Regions from separate parts of the Homo sapiens genome. Here regions 2 and 3 are each linked to region 1. Evidence: chromatin contacts called from ENCODE Hi-C or POLR2A ChIA-PET data. All regions are on one chromosome and are shown on one strand. Each heading gives the region's core, a stretch centred on a gene start or an enhancer-like site at or near the end of the contact. The rest is flanking DNA. Distances are from core to core; before and after follow the strand shown.

Region 1 (2,755 bases), core at 199-2,698:
TCACTTTACATTTGCATTATTTCAGAGTCATGGGCTGCTTCTTCATTGGCATGCACTGCTTCCCCACTGCCTAACTGTCTTGAAAATAAAGGAACAAAAACAATTTGGGATTAAATATAATTTTCCATTTCATTTTCTTTTTCCTTCAGTGTCCAAAAGTCCTACCATTTTCTTGCAATGGATTTGAGACTTTTTTTCCCTATGGCACATACACTCACTTCACAAAATAAGCTGAGCTACTTCAAAGTAGCATGTATGAAATAACTGTAGAACATCTCCACTGAGCTATTGTTAACCATCATGAGTTCCCATTTAACACGTAGTTAGTGAACTCTTAAAGAGTACTATGGCTATATAGAGAAGTGAAAATACACAACCCCTGATCTCCAGGAAATGTCTAATTTACTTGAAGTAAGACCCAGTCACTTGAGAAAAGGGAAACCACTATGTCTACTTTCACATTCACCGCTAAGCAGGGATTCCAAGTGGTGTTCTCTTCTCTAAATTCTCACCTTCCTAAAATGCAGTGGCACTTATTGAGTGCCTTTTATATGCCAGGCATTGGGCTAGGAGCTTCTGGGTGGCTTTCTGAATCCCCAAATAACCCCATGAAATATGAAAGATTTCTGGAAAGACTATTAGTAGAGAAAGTAACCTAAGAAACCATTTCACTTTGGGAGGTTGAAGTGGGAGGACAGCTTGAGCCCAGGAGTTTGAGACCAGCCTCGGCAACAGTGTGAGACCCATCTCTACAAAAAACTTTAAAAATTAGCCAGTTGTGGTGGCATGTACCTGTAGTCCTAGCTACTTGGGAGGGTGAGGTGGGAGAAGTATTTGAGCCCGGGAGTTCGAGGCTGCAGTAAGCTATGACTGTGCCACTGTACTCCAGCCTGGGCAACATAAGAATACGCTGTCTCAAAATAATGATAATAATAATAAAACTCATTTCCCATTCATCTCCTCAACCCTGGATTCTGGGTTTTTCTAAATTAAGAAAACTGCCATAATCTTTCGAAGCTCAGTTTTTATGAGGCAATTGGATATTATTAACACATATAATAGGATCACATAAGAAATTCATTATTAAACTAGGGGCTACAAAATATTCTATCAAATATCTATCAACCAATAGATTCATTTTAGAGGGGTATTTTCAATATTTTATCCTTCTAAGGAAAATCTTCTATGAGGAGATTAATTTCAAGATCATTTTTACTAAATAAGCAGTCAATGGACTCTGTCAATTAGTGCCCCTGGACTAATGTGGTCTTTATACACTTAGACTGACCTCTGCTGGACAGTCTAATAACCTGTCAGCATTTTTTTTTTCTCTGAGAGTATGATTAGGAAAGGGGCATTTTCCCCAAATTTTATCTAGTATTTAGTAACAAATTTACACAGTTCAACTTACAAATATTAATCAAGCCCTCTACACCACCTAATGGCAAAATCTTATATTGCATTCGGCTGCCAGAGGTGTGTCCGGAGGCAGAGTGGGAGGAGACTGATGAGGTTACATGAACTATCCAGTCTGAATGCTCCTTTTCATAGTCTCTTCCTCCTGTGCAGGACATAAGAATACCTGAGAAATGAGGCTGCTTCCACGAGCCTGTCAGGGGCCAAGTCACAGTATCTTCTGGGTTCACCCCTAAAACTGAAGTCTACCACTTCATGGTGGTCACTTGTGCCTAAACTAGCCAGTGTAGACAAGTCTGATATGGGTGGTGCAAACAAGCTGAATTTTGATATAAAGTCCTATGCTTCAATTTATGTAAAACTGCAGATAAAAAACACGAATGACCCTGAAAATAAGTGATGCTTTTCCATTTCAAATATTCTTTTAAAATAGTGCCTGCTTCTGATAATAAAAATTACATAATTATTTTTAAAATTCTATAAAGGAAAAAATTAAATAAAAATTGCCTACAATTCCATCTACCAAGTTGTATTACAATTTTAGTTTATTTTGTGCCCATCTCTGTTCTGTAAGCAAGCAGGTATGCATGATTATGGTTATTTCCTTACTTCACTCCATTTCATTTTGTAGCTTGCCCTTTTCACACGTTGTATTGTGATTATTTTTCAATTAATAAATAATACAATTTTTATTTTATGATGATAGACCATCACTTATGTAACCAATGTCCTACTATTAAACATTGGAATTGTTCCTAAATAAAACTACGCTACATGGCCTTTTATATAAATATTTGACCAAATATTTTATTATTTCTTCAGGATATATTCCCAAATAAGCTCAATGGGGCCTGGCACAGTGGCTCATGCCTATATTCCCAGCACTCTGGGAGGCAGAGGCAAGAGGATAGCGTGAGCCCACGAGTTTGGGACCAACCTAGGCAACATAGTGAGACCCTGTCTCTACAAAAATAAAATAAAAGAGTAGCCAGGCATGGTGGTATGCGCTTGTAGTCCTAGCAACTCGGGAGACTGAGATGGAGAGATCACTTGAGTCCAAGGACGTCAAAGATGCAGTGAGCCGTGATCATGTCATTGCACTCTAGCCTGAGCAACAGAGCAAGACCCTGTCTTGAAAAAAAAAAAAAAAAAGCTCACGGGGTCAAAACTTACGCGGTATGAACATTTTTAAGACTCCAAATACCTGCAATGCTAGAATTACTCTACAGAAATGTACCAACTTCAACTTCCATCAGCAGCATAGGAGTCTCCATTTTCACTTCCACTTCACCAAAATTCAGATTAATTTAGAAAGTTCTTTGCCAAGTGGATAGGCCAG
Region 2 (2,721 bases), core at 17-2,516, 230 kb before region 1:
TAAACCCCAACCACTGAGTTAAGTGAGCTTTTAAATTGATCTGTGCACTAAAAAACCAATTAGGTATCCAGAAATTACAGAGCATGCTTAAAAGCAATTTTTTTAAAAAAATGATTTATTGAAAAGGTAGAAAAAAAACGGGCCTTAGAAAGGGATTTGCTCTGCTTTTTGCTTAGGGGTGAAGAGGTGAAACTGTCACTCCTAGATCTCGGCTTGGAAATTGTTTTTTAATCATCTCTCTTGGAAATGGAGGCACAGCCAGCCAGCCCAATCCCCTCGCCGCCTCCACGCGTCAGCTTTGCGCATCAGTTGTCCCCGATTTCTTTTCATGCCCAACCTCACAACAAGGAAAAGCAGGGTTTTAAGCAATTTCAAGCCAGGCAGAACGTTGAGCCAGTGATGACAATAAGCCGCTCAGTTCGCTAACAATCAATCAGAGAAGGAAAACGGCTCAGGCCGGGCACCTTGGCAAGTGAGGACTCTGCACCCGGGGCACCGGTGCCAGCCCGCGCTGCAGGGCAACGCCCACCCGCCCACGGTGCCCGGCGCCCACGCGGGCGACACCTCCTCGCAGAGCCTGGACGCCGTGCCATGCCCGCGGTGCCGCGGCCGGGCAGGGGTACCCCCGAGGATACCATGGCGCCCCCGCCCCCTTTTTCCCTTTGTTGCACATCCACCCGAACCACCAGGCACGCTGCACCGACCCCGATCCTGCTACGGGTCGGCGGGGGACTCCCCGCAATAGAGTCAGGCCGCATCCACGCGGGCACTGTAGCCTCCTCATTGTGGAGACGATGAAACGGAGCATACAGACCGTCTCCTGCCACCCTATGTGGCCGCCAGTCCCCGGACCACAGTTACTGGGGGCTGCGAAGTGGCTGTACGCGTAGACACCGACCTCCGTAGCAGCCCTCGCGAAGCCCGGATGCGGGGCGACCCCGCGCGCCCTACCTGGATCCGGGGATCCACCTCTTCTTCCTCCTCCAGCCCCTGCTCCATCCCCTCTTCCTCCTCCTCCTCCTCGTCCCGGGCAGGCGGCAGGATTTCGGCTGGCTCCTCCGAGCGGCTCCGCTTCAGTGCCGCGTCCATGCAGGCAGCCGGCACGCGCGCCGCGCAGTGGGCTCCGGAGCGCCCCGGGGGTCGCGGCTGCCACAGGCTGGGCTGGAGCCGCCTCGCCACAGCCGGGCACGGTCGGGGAGCCGCCGGGGCCGACACCCGGGAGACGCAGCTCGCCGATGCGGATACCTCCGGCCGCGGCGGAGCAGAGGAAATGGGCGCGGCCGCCCCCTTTCTGCCGCGGCAGTCAGCGCAGCGCCCGCTCCGCCCCCGTCCCGCCCCGGCCTCGCGTTCCGCCGCCAGTCCCAGCTATCCAGGTCTCCGTCGCAAAACCCCAGCTCCCTCCACATCTCCAAGGTGGCAAAATAGGACAGCCCCCACCCCCTTGTAACTTAGCAGCTCGGATATATCTCAACTACGTAACGCAAGCCTCCCGCTTTCGGGAGTCCCCTCCTCCAGCCCTCCTCCGAGGCTCGTTGTTTGTGTGGTAGGGAGGCGTGGGTGTTTTCACACTGAAGTCGCCTTCTGAAGCCTACGCTCAGTGACCCTGGCCCTCAGGACCAAGACTTGCCGAAACCCTATACCCAAAGCACACTCATCCTCTTGAGCGAACCTTGGGAATGGCGGAGGTTCCGTGCACTGATGCATTGCCGAAGGCTGCGGCCTCTCTGGGCGAGCCCCATACCGAAACACAGAGGTGCGGCGGTCCTACCTGAATAGCCAGGAGCATGGAGAATGCATTGAGCTGGGATTTAAGGAGGTGGCAAGTGTAACCCCTGTTGATGGGCACACTCTGGCCAAGAATTTATGAATTAGTGAGACTTTCTGCCCACCATCAACAAGTAGGGAGACAGAGTTGGCCTGGCAGACACAGCATCCGAAAAGGCCAAACTGAAGAGGCACGTGTGTGTGCTTTTATGAAATGTCAGGGCCACTGTGATGTCAGGGGAACGCAAAGGATGACCTTGGCAAAGCAGATGAGCACATGGCTGCTCACGTCTCCTTGCCTTGAGAAATGCAGAACGTGCACATGTCCTACACGGAGGCCTGTAGCCCATCGGCTCTGAGTTTGGAGGACAAATTTGCTTGAGAAAGGAGCTTCTTTCTGAGAACCTATCATCAAAGCCACCTTACAAAACCTGGGTCTGGCACAACGTGGTGGCTCGTATCTGTAATCCCAGCTCTTTGAGATGCCAGGACACAAGGATCACTTGAGGCCAGGAGTTCAACACCAGCCTGGACAATACAGCCAGACCCCTTCTCAAATGAATAAATAGTCCTGCTCCTGGTGGTTTTATCAGAAACTAGGCTAGAGGGTTACTCCTTGGGCAAGGCACCACCCCATACACGCTGGCACTGTAGTCCACTGTCAAAGGAAATTTGTCCTGTCTCCTGGAGGTAGTGCCATGGTTTGTTTCTAAAAAGGTCAGACCTGTTCATTGCTCTTTAAATCAAGGATGAGTCAGCAATTCTGTGAGAGGTGCTTCAAAGCTCCTTGCTAAAGACATAGTTGCTTTTGGTTTTCCAATGATAGATGAAGCCAGGAACAAGATAGCCATAGGGGTCACTTTGGAACACAGGAGCCACCAACCTTCTCTGGTGGCTTGGAATTGAGCCTCCAACTTTGCAGGTACATCCTAGCTCTGAATGAACTGAGAGACAGAG
Region 3 (3,053 bases), core at 206-2,705, 240 kb after region 1:
GATCTTTTAAAACACTAAATTCCAAGCTATGTGATAAAAGTCACAGTTGGAAGAGCACAAGTAGTTTTTCCTCCTCTTCTGTACAACACTTACAAACATTCTCTGAACAGCACAGCTGGGTTTTTTTTTTTTTTAAAGTTAATAAGTACTACTGGAAAAACAAGTTTAAAATTATGACTACATAATTTGTAACTTCCTAAATATAACGAAATTCTATTATTTCTGTTGGATTACTGCAATACTTAAGAAGAAATTTCACACCAACATGTCAATAACTAAAACTGAGTCCAAGCTCATTTAAAAATATTTTTCCTCTACCAAAATAGTCTTATTGCTCTATCTCTGAAATTTACTTGCACAAAACAATCATTGTTTTTGGTGACACAACACCACACAATATAGAATGAAATGAGAAACAACTGCTGTGACAGAGATGATCACAGCGATACCCACTCTTGCCTGCAAGGTCATATAGTTACCAGTAGCTGTTTTGCTTATAATTGAAAATAAAAAATAAAATCTCACTATTCTGTTTCCACTTCTAATTTGTCTTCATTTCTTCATCACTGGTTTAATGCAGATACTATTCACAGAAAAAAGATCTAGAGCTCAGCACAAATCCTGAAAATGAAGCTCAGAGGTTAACAATTCTTTCAGTGTTTGGGAAAGGGGCAAAAAACAAAAACAAAAAAAAAAAAACCACTCTGCATTAATAGCAAAGCTGCAGTACGTTTACATGTGATGAGTCAGACCACAAGAGACAATACGACTCTTGGTACTAGAATACAGCTTGATTAATCCAGGTTTCCCATATAATAGAAGAAACACAGTTAGCTTTATTCCCATCGATAGCATAAGCAAGGCAGAGCGTTCATTCTTTCTCCATCAGGCAGTTGTCTGTGGCTGCTCCAGCAAAAGGGCACAGGCACCAGGCAGAAATGGTGTTAGTGGAGAATCCTAGTAGAACAAGCAGGCTGTGAAGGAATTAGAAGGCATTTGAGCTCAAATTACTGCTTCAGGCTTTTTGTTTTCTTTAAAAAAAAAAAGGGGGGGGAAAAACATAGTAGTGTATCATTCCAGTGTTTCCTTTGATCTCCACATGAATACAGCTTCCATTAAACAGTCTTCATTCAGAGAAAAAAATAGCAGACTGTGCATCTTCTTTGAGCCAACTACTTTATTCAGTCATCTGCCTCTTTGCCAATATAGTTTCCTTCCACTGTGAAAACCGCCACAGTTATCCTTTTCAGATTTCAAATGCTTTCCTGTTCCTCAGATGATCTTGCAAAACACCACTGACATCCCCAAATGAGTAGGTCCTTAAAAAATATCTATAGAACCTCAGTATCAGTCCCACAGAAGCATTCCAACGGAGCAACAGTCTGAAGAGCAAAGACTGCAGACCCACAGGATGAAATGCCTAGTAATGCTCACATGTTACACTTACCAGAGATCTGAGCTACTTCTCGGGATGTAACTTCCTCTAGCAGGAGAAAAAAATAGTGCATTTGGACAGCCTTCACAATTAGAAGGTTCATGCCAGTTCTGTGACTAATCCAAATCAAACTAAAAAATTCTATAACTGAAAAATGAGTGCGCTTTTAACATTTTCCACTAAAAGCCACAAGGAAATCTGGTGTACTGCCTCTGCTGACTAACAGTGGTTTTAGCAAGTAAACAATTCCAAACGGCTTAACTGCTTTCGTGTGTTACAATAAAGCAAATGTTTAACCCTATAATGACAGTTGCAGTAAGAATATGCCTGCAATGGACTCATAAAAAAGGTTTAAAGATGGAGAAATATTTTATTAGATTATAAAAACCATGAAATTGTTTTATTCATATTTTTACCAAGATCAGTTTTAATCTGCCAGGTGTATTTTATTTTCTAGAATGCAAAGCTTAAACAAATGAAATTTAAGATTGTCTAACAATTTCTAAATTGGTGAATTTAATCAATCATTGATTCATATTTTAAAGGGAAAAGCAAAAATTTCATAATGTAGAAATCCTAACTCTAAAATTATATAAATCATTTGATTTTTCACTGAAGAAATAAAATAATCCTACCTTCCCATTTGGATAGGGAATAAAGCCTTAAAAATCTGTTAAAGAGGTACATGAAAAAAAAAATGTCCTTCGTCCTGAATTACCTATGTCAAAAGGGCACAGGGTAATACAAATAATCTCCCTCCCTATAAATTTCCCAAAGCCATAAATAAATGTCAAAGCCAATCATTTCATCGTTTTTTTTCTTCTTTCTCTGTTTACCCAACATGGGGGATATTTCTCAAGAGAAAACTTACAAAGAAAATACCATGGTCCCCCTTCAATCTGTGTTCTTCATATTAACTAGCATTTTTATTAATAAACAATAATAAACATAATAGTTACTTTTGAACATCTGTGATATGCTATGTGCTGTACATTCTCATTTAATACAATAACCTTGCTGTATTCCCATTATAGAGGGAAAAACAGACTCAGAAATGATGTATTTTACCCAAAGTTGTATAAATTAATAAAGTTGTGTGTTATTTTAAACACATACTCTTTCTAATCTATTCTGCTATCACTGAGTACACACACATACAGACACACTCTCTTCTCTCCACTCATCTCCAGATCTTTGCAACCTGTAATACTAGCTTATAAAAGTGATCTTAACAAACAGGTAACCTATAAAGGTTGTGAAAAGTTTAGGTAACAAAGGAATATACTATTTATTGCTATATTCTAAAACGAGTTATTTTTAAATGGGTACTTCAAAGCAAGTCTTAAAACCATAAAAAGGAAAAAAAAAACAAAAAATCCCAGCATGATACAAATATAAGAATGTCAGAATTTAAAACAAGAACCATTGAAAGCTATAAAATGTATCAATCTATGGAAGAAGCAATAACTCTAACATATTTGTACCAATTAAAACATGCTAACAATTCATTAGTTATATTTTAAAATATATAAAATACTTTTATGCCAAATTAAAGGTATGTAAATATTGAACATACATCAATTATGTTATCCATCTCCACATAGCTGAATCAAAAAAT

Evidence for each region. Hi-C counts contacts between places; a loop is a spot of excess contacts on that map. ChIA-PET counts read pairs that join two places held with the same protein, here RNA polymerase II (POLR2A). Pooled maps may share reads with other maps.
Region 2: a loop to region 1 is called in a map of natural killer cell, with 12 times the contacts of the local background. The contact joins the promoter of SH3BP5 here to the enhancer-like site in region 1. A Hi-C loop is called at or near these places in 3 of 168 maps with a recorded cell type or tissue (CD14-positive monocyte, CD4-positive, alpha-beta memory T cell and natural killer cell), 1 of 37 single-sample maps with no recorded cell type and 13 of 50 pooled maps. POLR2A ChIA-PET finds 5 or more read pairs at or near these places in 1 of 52 experiments (activated CD4-positive, alpha-beta T cell).
Region 3: a pooled map shows a loop between it and region 1 (2.7-fold over the local background). The contact joins the promoter of ANKRD28 here to the enhancer-like site in region 1. A Hi-C loop is called at or near these places in 2 of 37 single-sample maps with no recorded cell type and 4 of 50 pooled maps. POLR2A ChIA-PET finds 5 or more read pairs at or near these places in 3 of 52 experiments (AG04450, MCF 10A and WTC11).

The regions. Positions count from the first base shown.
Region 1 is chr3:15,556,308-15,559,062 of GRCh38, forward strand. No RefSeq gene overlaps it. Among named protein-coding and RNA genes, the nearest start is that of COLQ, 36 kb to the left of the region's middle. Within about 2 kb of position 1,449, at least 9 of the 41 ENCODE cell types and tissues checked have a DNase peak (open chromatin) inside an H3K27ac peak, as active enhancers do; they include CD14-positive monocyte and natural killer cell, where a contact is called at or near this core.
Region 2 is chr3:15,331,320-15,334,040 of GRCh38, forward strand. SH3BP5 (SH3 domain binding protein 5) reads right to left here and starts at 1,267. Exons shown (of 9, transcript NM_004844.5): 1 at 952-1,267. The coding sequence starts at 1,089. RefSeq lists silencers at 836-895, 976-1,375.
Region 3 is chr3:15,796,524-15,799,576 of GRCh38, forward strand. ANKRD28 (ankyrin repeat domain 28) reads right to left here and starts at 1,456. Exons shown (of 28, transcript NM_001349278.2): 1 at 1-1,456.